Regions from separate parts of the Homo sapiens genome. Here region 2 is linked to region 1. The links are chromatin contacts, found by Hi-C in ENCODE. All regions are on one chromosome and are shown on one strand. Each heading gives the region's core, a stretch centred on a gene start or an enhancer-like site at or near the end of the contact. The rest is flanking DNA. Distances are from core to core; before and after follow the strand shown.

Region 1 (7,879 bases), core at 3,755-6,254:
CCTGGCACACAAAAGATACTGTGTTTTTATTCAAAGTGACAGTAAATAAATCTGAATTTGCAGATGACTGGTCAAGTTGTTCCCTCTGGTGTTGATCAGGGTCTAAAGGAAGTTGCTGCTCTGGAGAGTATGTGAGTTCGTGAGATTACACTGGGCTGACACCAGGTCAGCTACAGCATTTAAAACCTAGTGAGTACCATGGACATTGGACTGCTAGTTTGGTATACTAACAGTCTGCCCTACAAGTTCTCTCTCTCCAGTCTTTAGGTTTCCTCACAAACTCTATTTCCTATGAGAGTGAAGATCTATTTATATTTCCTGCCATCCCAAGAATAATAATAAAACCACCACAGAAAAAATTGTCTATAGAGAACATTTTTTTCTTAAACTCACAAAGTAGGCAAGCGTGATTCATTCTCCCAATAAGAGAGAGGCAAATGGATGTTTCTGGAGTTGTTTAGATTCCAGCTTAATTCTCTGCCACTTCACTTACCAGAAAAAAAGAAGGATGGTGCATCTATGAATGACATCTCTCCTCTCAATGATGCAGAAAAGAGCCAACAGAGATGACCCCAATACTATATCCCCAAATCTGAATTCTTATAAACCCAACTGTTTGGGGCATGCTTTCATTTCTTACACAGCCTCTACCCCTAACTTGTCTGGGCCATGGCATACATTCAACATGATATGCATTTATGGACCATCTATTATGTGCTTTGCACTGGGCCTCAGGGTACAGAGTCCAGACATGATCATAATGGAAGCTCAATAAATAATAAACATGAAACGAACCAATAAATGTTTCAAGGTGATATATGATTAAACATCCAGTAATGTCCTGTGGACAATATGTGCTGTTACAGTTTATTAGCTATAGACTCTATAGAAAAAATCACCAAGGAAGGCTTCATGGAAGAGGTAGTACTTGAGTTAGAGGCTTAAGAAAGAAAGTAGTTAAATAGATAAGGAGTTTAAGAAAGAGAATCAGCATAAACACATAGTTAGAAGTGAGCAAGGCTTATGAGTTTAGGGCCCAAATTTTCCATGCACTTTATACAAAAATGTATCATTGATAAAAGGCCAAACAGAAAATCTAGGTACTACACTAGTAATAGCTCAAATGTACATGTTATTGGTAGTAAAAAAAAAAAAAGTTATAAAAGATAGTTGGGCCAACATACTTTTTCAAAAGGTACAAAACAAAACTATTTTTTTTCCAAGTTGAAGGATCTTCCTGGGTTTTCTAATCACTATTTTCTGATATTTTATTCCTAGTCATGACTGATGGTACCTGGTCACTACAGGTTCATTCTCAACAAGGGAGCCAACAGCTTTCCTTCCTTTACCTGCCATCATAACCCCAGATCACAGAGATTATTTTTTTCCCTAATCTCTGAGGATCATATGGACTTCTTGCTTCATCTACTAAAGCCCAAAGCAGATTTACATTACTGCTCTTCCTGGAGGTCCCTGCAGCCAAACAACTACTCATCACATGTTCCCCATCCTCAAGGCCAATAACTTCTACTTCTTCCTCTACCACTGCTTGTCCCGAGCAGGGGCAGAAAGAGGCTTAAGGCTCAGCCCCCTTAAGCTTCACCATTTATGACAGACTAGAACATGCTTGATCTTTTCCAAAGGCTGAGAAATTTACAAACAAGGTCCTGGACATGCTATGATATAAAAATTTGGAGGATTTCTCAAAGAACTAAAAATAGAATTACCATTCAACCTAGAAATCCCACTACTAGGTATATACCCAAAGGAAGATAAAGCATTCTATCAAAAAGACACCTAAACTCACACGTTAATTACAGCACTATTCACAATAGCAAAGGCTTGGAATCAACCTAAATGCCCATCGGTTATGGATGGGATCAAGAAAATGTGGTATATACACACCATGAAATACTACACAGCCATAAAAAGAATGAAATTATGTCCTTTGCAACAACATGGATACAGCTGGGGGCCATTATCCTAAACAAATTAAACCAGAAACAGAAAGCCAAATACTGCGTTTTCTCACTTATAAGTGGGAGCTTAAAATTGGGTACACATGGACATAAAGATGGAAACAATAGACACCAGGTATTCCAAAAGAGAGGACGGGGGAAGGGGGACAAGGACTGAAAAACTACTTATCAGGTACTATGTTCACTATTTGGGTGATGGGTTTGATAAAAGCTCAAGCCCAGCATCACACAAAATATTCATGTAACAAACCTACACATGTACCCCTTGAATCTAAATTTTTTTAAAAAAATAGGTAACCATCAAAGATGAAAAAAGAATTATTTTAACAATCAATTTTCTTAGGACAAGTCTTTCACCTGTTACGTGTGGCAGAGAAATATCACTTTTATTTTCCTGAGGACAGAGGAAAGCTAAATTTTTCAGCCTCTCTTGCAATTAGGTCAGAGGCCATGCAACTAAGTTTTGACCAATGAAAGGTAGATGGAAGAGACATGAGCCCCTTCTAGTCCTGGCCCTTAAAAGCATCATGCCAGTATCTTCCAGCCCTTTCTTCTCTTTCCTTTGAAACCACGCATCTCAACTGGCATAACTACAAGATGGAAGAATGTCAGATCCCTGAGTCACCTCCTAAAGGACAGCCACCTAGTCCATGTTAGACTATGACATGGGCAATGAATAAAACTTTGTCATGTAAAGCCACAAATAATTCAGGGTTTGTTTGTTAATTTAGCATAGTATAATCTAACCTCATCAGAGTGTATCCTCTACACTCTGGGGAAAGAATGGCAAATTGTAGGCAGATTATTGTTTTCATTAATAATAATTGTTATTAAGCAGGTTCTCTATGCCAGGCACTGTGCTTGACACTAAGCATAATAATATAGATCCTCAGCAAGGATATTTTGATATCCTTGGTATTTTACATCCATTTTACAAATGGGAGAGGCAAGACTCAGAGGTTTTGTTGTTGTTGTTGTTGTTGTTGTTGTTGTTGTTTATTTAAAATAAAAAAGCTTTTCCAAAGTCAAGCAATTCGTGATAATTTTTCCAATGCCAGAGTTTGTTATTTCAATGACTTTATATCTTTTTTCTCACAGTTAAATATCCCCTCTTCCCATTTTTGGCAAGAAGAGATGACCCCAATTACATTCATTTTTCTTCATTAAAAGCCTGCTATTATTTCTACCAAATTCAGAGTTTTCTGCATACTGCCTCATTACTTGTTCTACAGAGTCATTGAACACAATAGAGATTCCAGCACATTTTGTACTGTTAATCATTATGGAAGCCTAGTGGGTATCATCCATCACTCTTAGACCTTGTTCTGAATGTGAGAGCCTGTCTACAAATTTATCTGTTATCCAATTGAAATGAAGGTGCCATAGGAAAAGTCACCCAGGTGTTTTGGTCCATGTCATCACAGTCACTAAAAATGCTAATTATACCCAAACCAATCTAGATAAAATAAATCCAGTCCACAATATGTATCAAGCACTCTCTATGTACAGGACACTGTACAAGCAAAAGGGTTTGATAGTTTACATTTGAGCTCTGGGTCCTCATGAGCCCCATCAAATAGCTAAAAATGTGAAATAGCTAAAATGGTTATAATTATCCCCACTTGCCTATGGTAAAATTGAGGCACAATGACTTGGCCAAGCTCTCATAGTGGTAGAATTGAGAATGGAGCTATATTCCCCAAATCCTCATGCTGAGCAATCTGTACATTTCTTACAAAAGAGCACTTGGTATTGGATATAATTGATAGCATCCTATCCCATCCAAATCATGCAGATCAGTAGCAGCAATTCTTTATGAGAAACTAGTACATGTAGGACAAGTTTTTAATATGTTTCAACGTTCTATCTACCTCACCTTCTCCTTTCTCACTTATAAGTCCACTGAATCACATAGAGCTGATCCACTCTGCCTCTTCTCCTGACCTTTTTTCCACCAGTGAACACATTATTCACATTGAAACTTTGCCATTTTATGTGCTCCCATAAGCTATGTATATAAAAACTACAATATATTGTGTCTCCATTTAAAGTAGAGTATTCTAGACTCATTTTTAGGAAGTAAGCTTCAATTTTCTATAATTAATTACTTCTGGTGATATTTCCATAGTGAGCCCCTTGAGGACCGTGAAAAAAAGGTCCAGGCCAGTTATGAACAAGGTAAACGGAGAGGTCATTTGCCAAATAACTTATTTGGAAACTGTAATTGGTGTTTCCAACAGAATCCCAATGGGAAATGTAATTCACCCAAATGGCTCAAGTGAAGAGACCTAGATGGAATTACCTACCAAGGGATGGGCGAGGAAGCTGAGGCACTAAGAAACTGGCAACTGATGAAAGCCACTACACTTCCAAGGCAGAAAGGCAAAGGACAAGTGCAGGAATTAGTGTTATCAGAACCCAGTGAAGGCTATAATCAACATCAGGTGTGGTGGCTGCCAGAAACACCACACCAAAGCAGGGTGAGAGCAAGAAAGAAATGCCATAATCTTTCTCTTCTCCCAACCTCTGATTTCTTGCTGGTGCCTCCCACTGGCCAAACCCAATCGGGGGCCAGTAGGCAAAGGAATCCAGGTGATGCAGTCCACACTGGACAGCCTCCCAAGTACAGAGCAAGGCAGGAGAGCAAAGAATGGATCTGAGGCCAGAGTAGATGTCCATGGAGGTTGGTATAAACAGGGAATAACCAGGACATCTAGTTATTCACATGCCATTCTATCTGCAAGAGTGGGAGATGCTTATTATAATAGTGAAACCCCTTTTCAACATTCCACCATCTGACACACACATAAAATACTGGTGTAAAAATGGCTCTGGCCTGAATACACATCAGTGTTTTTTAATGTGTTAGTAAATACAGTCGTTAGCTGTTCCAAGAGAGAATTGTGCATCATCAACTGACATAAAAGGGAGTGTAATGTCATCTTCAATTGCTGTTAGAAGAAATAGGATGAAATTATGAGCAATTAGGAAAAGAAATATTGTGTCTCTATGGCAGCTCAGGTTTTACTGAAAATCCTGTTGGACTGGTTATGTGAGCTGAAGCAGCCACATAAACGTTTGAGGCCCACGCCCAGGCAAAGGAAAGAGTTATGACCTGAGAGTATGTTTCCATGGTAAAGCTTCAGGGAATTTAATGCCCTGAGGTAGCTTGAAGCACTTCAATGGCACAAGGTCAATGAAGAAACCTGTTCCAAACATGAGGAGTGTTTACAAGCCTTCTGTAAATGTGATTTAGAAAACTCTTATCTAGAAGATGCCAATATTTAAGATAACAAATGACTGCTGAGAAAAAGCAAGAGCAGGCCCCTCAAGGGACTCTTGTGCTAAGAAAATACAGATCTGAATCTAAGGGAAGGGGAATTTGGGCTGTGGCTTAGTTCTAAACAAACAGTATCTGTCTTCAGAAGAGGATTTTCAATTTTGGGTTGGCCATATATGGTAACTCTGTAATACCAATCAATTAACTTTCTCCTTGAAAAAGGGTCACAGCCCTTCTAATACCCATTTGTTCTGAAATTGGGGAAGGCCTGGTATTGACCTCTGAAATATTGTTGAAACAGAGCTTGAGCTCTTTGAACTATGAAATCAAATACAATCTCTCCACCCTGGCATTCAAGGCCTTAATCTGTCTTCTCGAGTTTACCTTCCAGTGTTCCCCTACAAACTATCTGAACTTAATCCCCTCTGTCACTTTGATTTTATTTTTTTCTATCACTAATCTCTGTTATCTCTGCTGATCAAAAATCTGTTCATTCTTCAAGACCACCTTCTCTATGAAGCATTTCCTGACTTTTGCAAACAACTAATTCTTTCATCTTTTATACGTTTGTAGCATTTGTTAATGTACTTGGTACTTACTTTATTCTACCTCCTATTATAGTCATTTGCACTCTTGCTGACTGTTCTCTAAAATGTTGGAAATTCCTTGGAGAGAGGGTTCATGCCTCATAATGACTCATGTACTAGAGGCTTGGCCAGAGTGTTGAACTGAATTGATCTGAATGGTATTAGTGAGGAAGAAGGAATGAATCAGAGATTCCCTTTAAAGTTCATGAAAACAATCTCAAGATGTTCTATCCCACTGAGTCAGAGATAAAATGGATCTTTTCAATATTACCAGAAAAGATGCTTTAGACAAAGGGAACTCAATACTCTAAACTGCCTTATCAGTCTATGAGACAGTTAACTCCAGGAAGGCATTTTACAAGCCTTAATACTCTCCAAAAGTGCCTTCACTCATACCCACAGTGCACAATTCTTACATGCTGATAATTTCTAAATATAAATTTCTAGATAGCACTTCTCTCTGAAAATCCAGTCCCATATTACAACTTGTCTCCTAAATACATCCATCCTGATGTCCCAGAGGCATCTCAAATTCAACATAATGCATTTGAAATTCATGATATCCTCATCCCATTTTTCCGTTGCTCCCATCCTCACAATTCCTCTTCATTCCAAATTTCCCATCTCAGTTAATACATCTTCATCAATTTGGTTGCATCTATCCAGATGTCATCCTGCACTGTGCTATGCAAGCACCTGGGAGGCTGCAGTGAAACAGTAGGCCCTGCCCGTGTCCCCGTGGACACCTGCCTCCACCTTCTCCCCTCCTTTCCATGCAGGCCTGATACTGTCGTTTGCTCCACTTAATACATTATCTGGTTCCCATCATTTAAAAATCAATTTCAAGTCCTTTAGCATGACACCAAAGGCCCGTCATAACCTGGCCCCAATTCCCTTCCAGCCACACAGTTCCCATGAGTTATATTCTTTTTTTTTTTTTTTTTTTTCCCGAGACTGAGTCTTGCTGTGTCACCCAGGCTGGAGTACAGTGGTATGATCTTGGCTCACTGCAACCTCCACCTCCCGGATTCAAACAATTGTCCTGCCTCAGCCCCCCGAGTACCTGGGATTACAGGCACACACCACCACACCCAGCTAATTTTTGTATTTTTGGTAGAGATGGGGTTTCATCATGTTGGCCAGGCTGGTCTTGAACTCCTGACCTTGTGATCTGCCCGCCTCAGCCTCCCAAAGTGCTGGGATTACAGGCGTGAGCCACTGTGCCCAGCCCCCACAAGTCATATTCTTACAGTATTCTGCATTCTGTCTACAATATTCTCCCTCTCTTCAACCTTCTCCCCAAAATAAATTCTTACACATTGCAGAGACATAGTTTAAATATAACCTCATCTGCACAGCCTTTTTTCAATCCCTTTTCTCCATATCTATCAAAGGAAGTCTTAGACATTGTCTTCTCTATTTGCATGGCTTATTCATTCACTCTCATTTGGGGACAGTGTCTAAGTGTCACGGACCATGCCAGGGAAAAGAAAAAGAGGGATGACTAACAGACTTGATCCTTGGATGCAACTTTGTAATATAATAACATTTAACACATGTCTATCTCCCCCGATCCCTCCCATCACTGATTATGATCAATAAGACAAGTTTATGTCTTGGTTATTCCTAGATCTTCAGCAGCTATTTATTGTGGTCTAGTCATTTCTTTGTGCCCTTGCCCTATGGTACCTAAAACTTACTTTGGTATTCAGTGGTTATGCAATAAGTACTCACTCAACAAAGCAAGTAGCTTGTTCATTGTGTAATTAATTCCCTAACGTCTCAGACAGAAGATAACTTGGCTTTACACAGATTATCTCTTCCTTGCATTTAATAGCAAGACAATTCTATTGTGTTGTCTTCTTGGTACCAAGCAGAGAAAACTGGTTGAGATAAAATTCACTTAGATGCTCTGTCTGTAGGATAATGCCCCACTTTCCTCATTTCTTCATGAGAGTGAGGCTTAGCACCCCTAACCTGAGTCTCAGTAAGAGGAGGAAGAGGCAGCGGAAATGGAATTGAAAAAAATATGA
Region 2 (7,879 bases), core at 2,316-4,815, 340 kb after region 1:
TGTATTATTAGGATGACTAACGCCATCTGTGGGCTTGGGGTTGGTTTGTTGTTGTTGTTTGCAAAGAGAAGCAGCTGAAAAATTAAATAAAGAAATCATGACTCTAAGGCTCTCATTGGTTCTTACTTAATTCATGGGCATTTATCCAAATACTCAAAGAAGTGGAATGAAATCTTGAAGCACAAAACTCAAATTATTTTCACTCCAGGACAATGAGGTTTTCTCATGATCCCAAATCATGATTGTAGAACACCAAAACAATGAAAAACAGTGATTATCTTTTACATTCCAAAATGAGCCCTTAAAACTCAGAGACAAGTTTTAAAAGTCAAGGCCTTGGATTTCTAAGAACCAGTTTGGGGAAACACAAAAATTAGCTAAAATTTTCTAGCCAAAAGTCTGGATGTATTGACATAGGATCTGTTCCATCCTGTGCTGGTAAGTGGGACTTTATGGAGTCTTCGTAGTATCAGCCACTTGGAAGATGCTTCATGGAGAGGCTGTCTTCTGCGTAATCTTCTCTTGGCAATAAAGAGTAATTGCGAGGAAGGGGAAGTGAAAGAGGCTAGGAGTGGAGACTGGGGAAAAGAGACATTCCAAAATGAGCTTCATGGGATGGCACCCACATATGTGCAACACACAAAACCATATACACTCCTCACCTGGGGCCCTTGCCTTCAAACGCATTCCATTGCAACATTCACAGTCCTTTCCTGCCTCCAAATCAAGAGCATGGAGAAGCAGGAAGAATTTCTGCAACGGCAATTTGGCAAGTCTAAATCAGATCATCGTCCTTTCATAGATCATGGTGGTATTTGTGATCACAGTACACTATTACCCTTGTTTATCCAGACTTTGTCTGCATCCACCACATCTTAAGGCCACTTTAAACTTGGCCAACAGGTATGCTACTCTACACAGCTAGCAGTGAACTTCACTTTCATCTTAGCCTATAGGGATGATATAATTTGAACATATTATATACTTCCCTCAAAATTAAATATGTGAAATTCCTATATTATTAAGGGATTGAAGCTACAAAGTTATTTGTACATATATTTAGAACAGTTCTCACATTATGCAGAAATTTCTATGTTTACATGTCTGTCTCTCCCACTAGACTGTAAGTATTTTAAGTGTCGGAACCATTTTTGTTGGGAAAACAGCAATGCCTGACGTGCCATTCAATTAATATTTGATAAATCAGTGAACAAATGTACACATGCCCAGGGATAATGTGGCTAAGGGCCCAGATTCTGAGATCAGACTACCTGGATTCTAATTCCAGCTCCATCCTTACTAGCTGTGTATGTTTGGACAAGTTACCTCACCTCTCTATTCAGTTTTTTATTCCTAATATATGTTGAAATCACAATACTATATACTGCATAGAAAGTATACATACATAGAATGCATGTGTCTGACACAAAATACTCAATAAATGTTACACTATTATTATTGAAATTCAGGATGTCTGACCACTGTAGCTACCAAAAGACTCCAAGCATTTATCTGGTTTAATCTCCTAAAACCCCATTTTGTAAGACTTCATTTCATAAGCTGAGGCATGATTCAATGGCCTTCCAAAATGTGAACGAGTTCCCAGGCACAGGTGGTGGGGAGCAGCTGTTTTCCATCTCTGCTGAGGACCAGCTAAGAGTCTTAAAGAGCCACATGAGTGATTGGAGTATAAAGTATTAGAAATAGCTTCCTAACGTTTGAGGAACCACAGGCTGAAACCTCAAAGGAAGCCATGGAATCCTGCTCTATTGAGAATTCTTTAAAAATTGGGTAGGTTAACTGGCTCTCTCTAAGGTAGGTAAGGGCCAGGAAAACATCTCACAGTAAAATAACAAGCAGTTTGCAAAGGTCAGTTGAGTTTGAGTTAAACTGCTGTTGACCCTGATTATCTGGAAACAGGAATATACAAAAAGAAAGAAAGTATGGGAACAAGATTCCTCTACCTAGTGCGATTGTAAAGAAAACATTTTCATATGCTGTTAATCCTTGTTCAGAATAACTTTAAATCTCATTAAGAAACCATTTCTAAAGGACCCGAATGAATGATGCCTGGTATAAGTATGGCCAATTAACGAAATGAAAACAGGCCGTTGTTGAGGCCACATTTAGGGACAACCTCAGTTAAGTACCTAACATTCTGTTGCTTGCAGATCATGCTTCATGCAATTTTCAGCTTAAGACAGCAAACAGAAGAGGGAAAAAGTCACTTCCATTCCACTCTTTGGGGGAAAAAGTGAGAGAGAAACTCATGTGATTGGAGAGACCCAAATTACACACCTATTATTCTTTTCAAGAAGAAAGAGGGTTTTGCACATTCCCTCTTGGGTAGAAAATCTTCTGATTTTAGTGAAGAAGTAGATGCAGTCTCTTGCTCCTCTTCTTGGTTACTCAGAGGAAGAGACCAAAAAGAAAGAGACTTTCTAGGGGAAAACAAAGCTAGCAGAGGCTTTGATCCTGAGCAACCTGAAGCCTGCGAGAGGGCTGAACAGAGAGGACACACAGGTCACTGAGGACTCACGGCTCATTTACAGCTCTATAGCCACATGAGGGGATTAGACAGAGGGCTGGAATGGTAACATGTGATAAAGACCCTGAAATGGAATTTAGTGGTTTGTTCACTTTCAAATTATAGAACATTAAGTTTAAATGTTTTCATATAAATATTGAATTATATGTATATAGCAGAATCATAAATTTGCACACTACTACTCAGCTTTTCAAGGAAAGTGTGGCTCATTTCCTATGACTGATCTATTTTTCCTCCAAGCTTGGATCCTGTTAAGAAGCAGGTGAAAAAACAAACTTGCCAATTAATATTATCTCAGGCTCTTCCCTTTCATACCATGTCTTTTGATCTTTCATTTTTTGAGAGAGAAAGAGAATTCTGTTCATTCTCTCTCCCCAAACAGCTCATGGTGATGGAAAAGAGGGCTATGACCTTCACAGTGTGGCCTATTCATTGCTGGTGGCTGGTCTGGCCCACTCCTGACCTTTTGCCTTTTGGGATACTACTTGTCCCATCTGGCCTTTGGGGTCATTATGCAATTATTCTCTGCTAGAGTCTACACTACAGCAGGCTTCAGGGAGCTCGGAGCTCTGCCTCAGATCCCCAAAGCCAAGCTGCTATGGCTCCCCAGACACATTGGACACACTGCCAAGCCAAAGCCAGCTTCTCCTCAAGTCTTGCAGCCTCCCTTCCCAAGATTACCAGGGGAGCTAGAGGAAAGGGCCACTAGCCCAGTATGCTCCCTTTCATAGCAGTGTATATCTGTCACAACCTGCTCTATTTCCCAAGCCTCCTTCCCAAGCCTCCACCTTATCAAAGGAGAAAACAATATTTTCTTCTGACAGCTGCACTTGCTTTGTTTCACTACAACAGATTTTAACCAGTTGAAGTTGTAAAATAACCATGACCTTTAGCAATACCACCACCACTACCCAAAGAACACAGATGGGCAACTAAGAACTGGGAGTGACCCCAGTTCCTCAGACCCTTACTGGACCTAACATTCCTAACCAATGAGCAACTGGGCTTGTTTTAACCAAGCATACACAGATTAACGACACATTCGGACTTTGCCAGAGTAAAATCTTTCAATTATGAATCACCATAAACACCAAGAACCTCCTCCCTTCCTAGTGCACAGAAACCCCTGACTCTTCCTCTTCAGAAAGTATATTCATTGCTCTGTATTCCTTTGGCCTGGGAGGTAACTAAACTCAGTGCTTGCTTTGTTGAGCATGACAGTAGCCACTGGTATTCCATGAATTCTCTTAACGGGAGGAGGACATGAGGACACAGGCATCCGACATCTGTGCCTTCCTCTTTGGTCTGCAATCTCCTCCCCTAAAGTGCTTTATTTCTTGGACAGGACCTCCCCTACGCCATTGCTCCCATGGGCACAAAGCCTCATGGCCTAATGTTGGTGTTAGAAGGGATGCAGGAAGAGAAACTGACTTGGCAATGACACATATTGAGAAGTATGTTTTAATCATCATTCCTGTCCTATACAGGTATCAAGAACAAAAAATCTATAGTCAGATCTGGTAGGCCCAAAAAAAACAGTCCAGATCTTATTAGATTGCAAATTAACAATAAAAGACACTGTAATAAAGTACAGTTGAGCTTTGAACAATGTGGACATGATGGGCACTGAGCCCTGCAAAGTCAAAAATCCACATATGATTTTTGACTCCCCAAAAACTCAGCTGCTGATAGCCCACTGTTGACTGGAAGCCTTATTGATAATATAAACAGTCAATTAACACATATTGTATATGTTATATGTATTATACACTGTATTCTTAAAGTAAGCTAGAGAAAAAACATGATTAAGAAAATCATAAGAAAGAGAAAATATATTGACCCTTCATTAAGTGAAAGTGGATCATCATAAAGGTCTTCATCTTCATAGTCTTCACATTCAGTAGGCTGCGGAGGAGGAAGAAGAGGGGTTGGTCTTACTGTCTTGGACAGGCAGAGGCAGAATAAAATCCAAGTATAAGTGGACCCACACAGTTCAAACTCATTTTGTTCAAGGGCCAACTGTACCTAGCATATACCAGGCCCATTTCTAAGGGCCTAACTCATTTAATTTTTGCAATGTCCCTGTAGGGCAGGTACTATGATTATTATCATCTTAATTTTATAGATGAGAAAACTGAAATACAAGACAGTGAGGTAACCTTGCCCAAAGTTACAGGGTGAGCTACGGATGAGCCAGGATGCAAGACTAAGCAGTGTGGCTCCTGTGAAACTCACACACTAATGCCACAGCACCACCACTGGATGTCAGCATACCAAATTGAAGGAGCAGCAGCCTTTTAAGGAAAAAAGCGGAACAGCATTTACTGAGGGCCTTCCAGGTGCAAAACATTTATGCATACATTTTCTAATTTAATCTAAGAGGTTAAAAACAACTTTTTATGGAACAAAATATACAACACTTAGTTCAGTTAGTAAAGTGACTGACTTGCATCAGAGGAGCTTTTTGTTCATATTTTTTAAATTGGAAAAATAATAAAATTAGAGTAGACTTAGAAGTTAAGAGGATCTGTCCCTAGATTCCTCATTAACAAAGGGCTCTTTCCAGCTATTCACACTTGATCACACAATAAAACCATTATTAGAAAGACTTCAGGGAAGAGACCACCAATGTACTTTCTTCCTCTGTAAAAATCAGCCAGAGACAAGCATTTGCTATAAAATTATCTGGGTTTAATTATTATCAATATCAGAACTATAGAACATTAACGTACTAAACCTGTATTTACAATTACATGTACAAAAAAAAATGTTCTTTGTGAGGAGCAATTTTCAGCAAATCTGACAAACAGCAAGAGTCATTCCTATTTTGGGTTTGAAAAGAGAAATGGAAATTTCCAAGACGCCCCCCTCCTCCCTCTCACTCCAGTGACCCTCTGAACATCAATTTGCAAAGGCCTGAGGTAGAAAGGGAGGTATTAACAATATCAGGCACTCATTCTTCCCCTCTTATGAAAGGGATGAATTTTTAGGAACCGTTTTCCATCATTTATTATACTGATGTGCCATCCATCTGCATCATTAGGTTCAGTAGTTACCATGACAATATGATGCCTACAGCAATCTAACTTGATAGCCACATGCCAGAATGTGAAAAAATAGGACCAGCTAAGAAAGTGAGAGAAATATAATTAATCTGAACCACATTCAAAAAAATGTGCACAAAACTAGGACCAAGAGGGAAACTGCTGAAATATCATTGAAGAGGAAATTATAAAGGGCAGCAATAATCAAGTTTCAGTATAAAAACTTTGCTAAATAGAGCCATGTATTGGTCTATTACTAAGACAGGAAGTAGTCAAAGTTGGTCTAGAATATTGTTCTGAGCCCCTGCCCCTCCCCCTGCTTCCCATTTCTTGCTACAGGGCCCTGCGGTATCATCTTTGATTCTAGCTGTTAGGGCCCTAATTTCCCCAAGGCTCTCAAGCCACCACCATAAGTGCCACCACCATGTCACTCTGCTCATGTGCAGTCTGCTATTAGACCCAGACTTTCCACCTGATGAAATAATTTCCATCATTGTGAAGCTAATCTTAAGAGACTGAATTGTGCTGTGTCTTGAGAGATCCTGTCCTCTTGCCTTCTAAGTGCCCGGTGGAGGCATCGGGCTAGCACAAACCTCTTGAGGGTCCCAATATGGTAGAGAGGGGCTGGGAGATTGAGAAAAAGAGAGCAAGAAAGTTTCAGTCCTGGGAGATGAGCCTGGGACGTGTGTTTATTCTCAGCATGGCTGGGTGGGATAGCGACGCTGAGCTAGGCGATTTGGCCGATTCAGGCTAGTGGCCGTGGGCAGCTGGAAAAGAAGAACAAATATTACACTGAGTACAGCCCCAAACATGACTCTGCCCGGGGTTGATTGGACAGATGGAGCTAGGGCACCCTGAGCCTCTGTGTAGAACATTTCCCAAGGTTGTGTTCTAATTGCGTACCTCCACCCAACCCTTCACCTAACTGTGGTAAAAGAAATTTGATTTTTATAAAGAGAGGAGGCCAAATGAGACATTAGCAGAGCTAAGTCTACCCAGATTGCTGAGGAACAGGGAACTTAGCTTCTCTCAAAGTTTCCAATGATCCCTTCATCCCCAGGACAGAGTGACACTGCACCCACACTACTGATACCAACACCAACTGTGTCTCCCACATCTCAAGAGCTATTAAAATTTAAACATGATATTAATAGTAACTACATTTATTGACCATTTTCTGGGTTCCAGGCCCTTCATATACATATCTCTGAGCTAGCTACTACTAATCCCACTTTACAGATGCAGAAACTGAGACTTGGAGAGGCTAAATAATTGCTCAAGAACTCACATATCATAAATGGTAAACTGGGATGATAAACCTAGGTCTCCTTAATCCAAAACCTGTACTCCTGGCCAGCCCCTCCCCCTGAGGGCTTCCTTACCTGAGGCACCTGAGATGGGTTGTAAAGAGGAACAGCCCCTTTTAAGGCAGGTGGAGGAAGAAGAACACCAGGGTTGGAGCAGAGCTCAAAGGAAACACTCTGTGATGGAAAAGCATGGAAAATCCCATCAGTGCCTGCCTCCCAGATTCCAGAATGTCGAGGCCTTCAAGAAGCATATCAGGATTATTTGTTTTTTTCTCAGTGATTTCTTTAAGTTCCTTATCGACTCTCCAAAGGACATGAATATGCATTTCTCAAAAGAAGAAATGGCCAATAAACAAATGAAAAAAATGTTCAACATCAATAATCATCAGGGAAATGCAAATTAAAGCCACAATGAGATACCATCTTACTCCTGCAAAAATGACCATAACTAAAATGTCAAAAAATAATAGATGTTGGCAAAAGGGGACACTTATACACCGCTGGTGGGAATGTAAATTAGTACAACCTCTATGAAAAACAGTATGAAGATTCCTTAAAGAGCTAAAAGTAGAACTACCATTTGATCCAGCAATCCCACTACTGGGTATCGGCCCAAAAGGAAAGAAGTCATTACTTGAAAAATACACTTGCACAAGTATGTTTATAGCAGCACAATTCACAATTGCAAAACGTGGAACCAACCTAAGTGCCCATCGACTAATGAGTACATAAAGAAAATGCGGTATACGTATACGATGGAATACACTCAGCCATTAAAATGAACAAAATAATGTCTTTTGCAGCAACTTGGATGAAGCCGGAGTCCATTATTCTAAGTGAAGTACACAGGAGTGGAAAACCGAAAACCATATGTTCTCACTTATAAGTGGGGAGCTATGAGTATGTGAAGACACACAGAGTGACATAATGGACTTTAGAGATTCAGAAGAGGAAGGGTGGGAGGAGGGTCAGGGATAAAA

What was found. A loop is a pair of places that touch in the nucleus more often than their neighbours do.
Region 2: a loop to region 1 is called in a map of Calu3, with 4 times the contacts of the local background. The contact joins two enhancer-like sites. A Hi-C loop is called at or near these places in 2 of 168 maps with a recorded cell type or tissue (Calu3 and heart left ventricle).

What each region holds. Positions count from the first base shown.
Region 1 is chr1:177,580,652-177,588,530 of GRCh38, forward strand. No RefSeq gene overlaps it. Among named protein-coding and RNA genes, the nearest start is that of LINC01741, 120 kb to the right of the region's middle. Within about 2 kb of position 5,005, at least 3 of the 41 ENCODE cell types and tissues checked have a DNase peak (open chromatin) inside an H3K27ac peak, as active enhancers do.
Region 2 is chr1:177,923,571-177,931,449 of GRCh38, forward strand. It overlaps CRYZL2P-SEC16B (CRYZL2P-SEC16B readthrough), which reads right to left. Exons shown (of 32, transcript NM_001356506.2): 31 at 6,975-7,073; 32 at 5,218-6,359. The coding sequence ends at 6,288. It overlaps SEC16B (SEC16 homolog B, endoplasmic reticulum export factor), which reads right to left. Exons shown (of 26, transcript NM_033127.4): 25 at 6,975-7,073; 26 at 5,218-6,359. The coding sequence ends at 6,288. Among named protein-coding and RNA genes, the nearest start is that of SEC16B, 43 kb to the right of the region's middle. Within about 2 kb of position 3,566, at least 4 of the 41 ENCODE cell types and tissues checked have a DNase peak (open chromatin) inside an H3K27ac peak, as active enhancers do.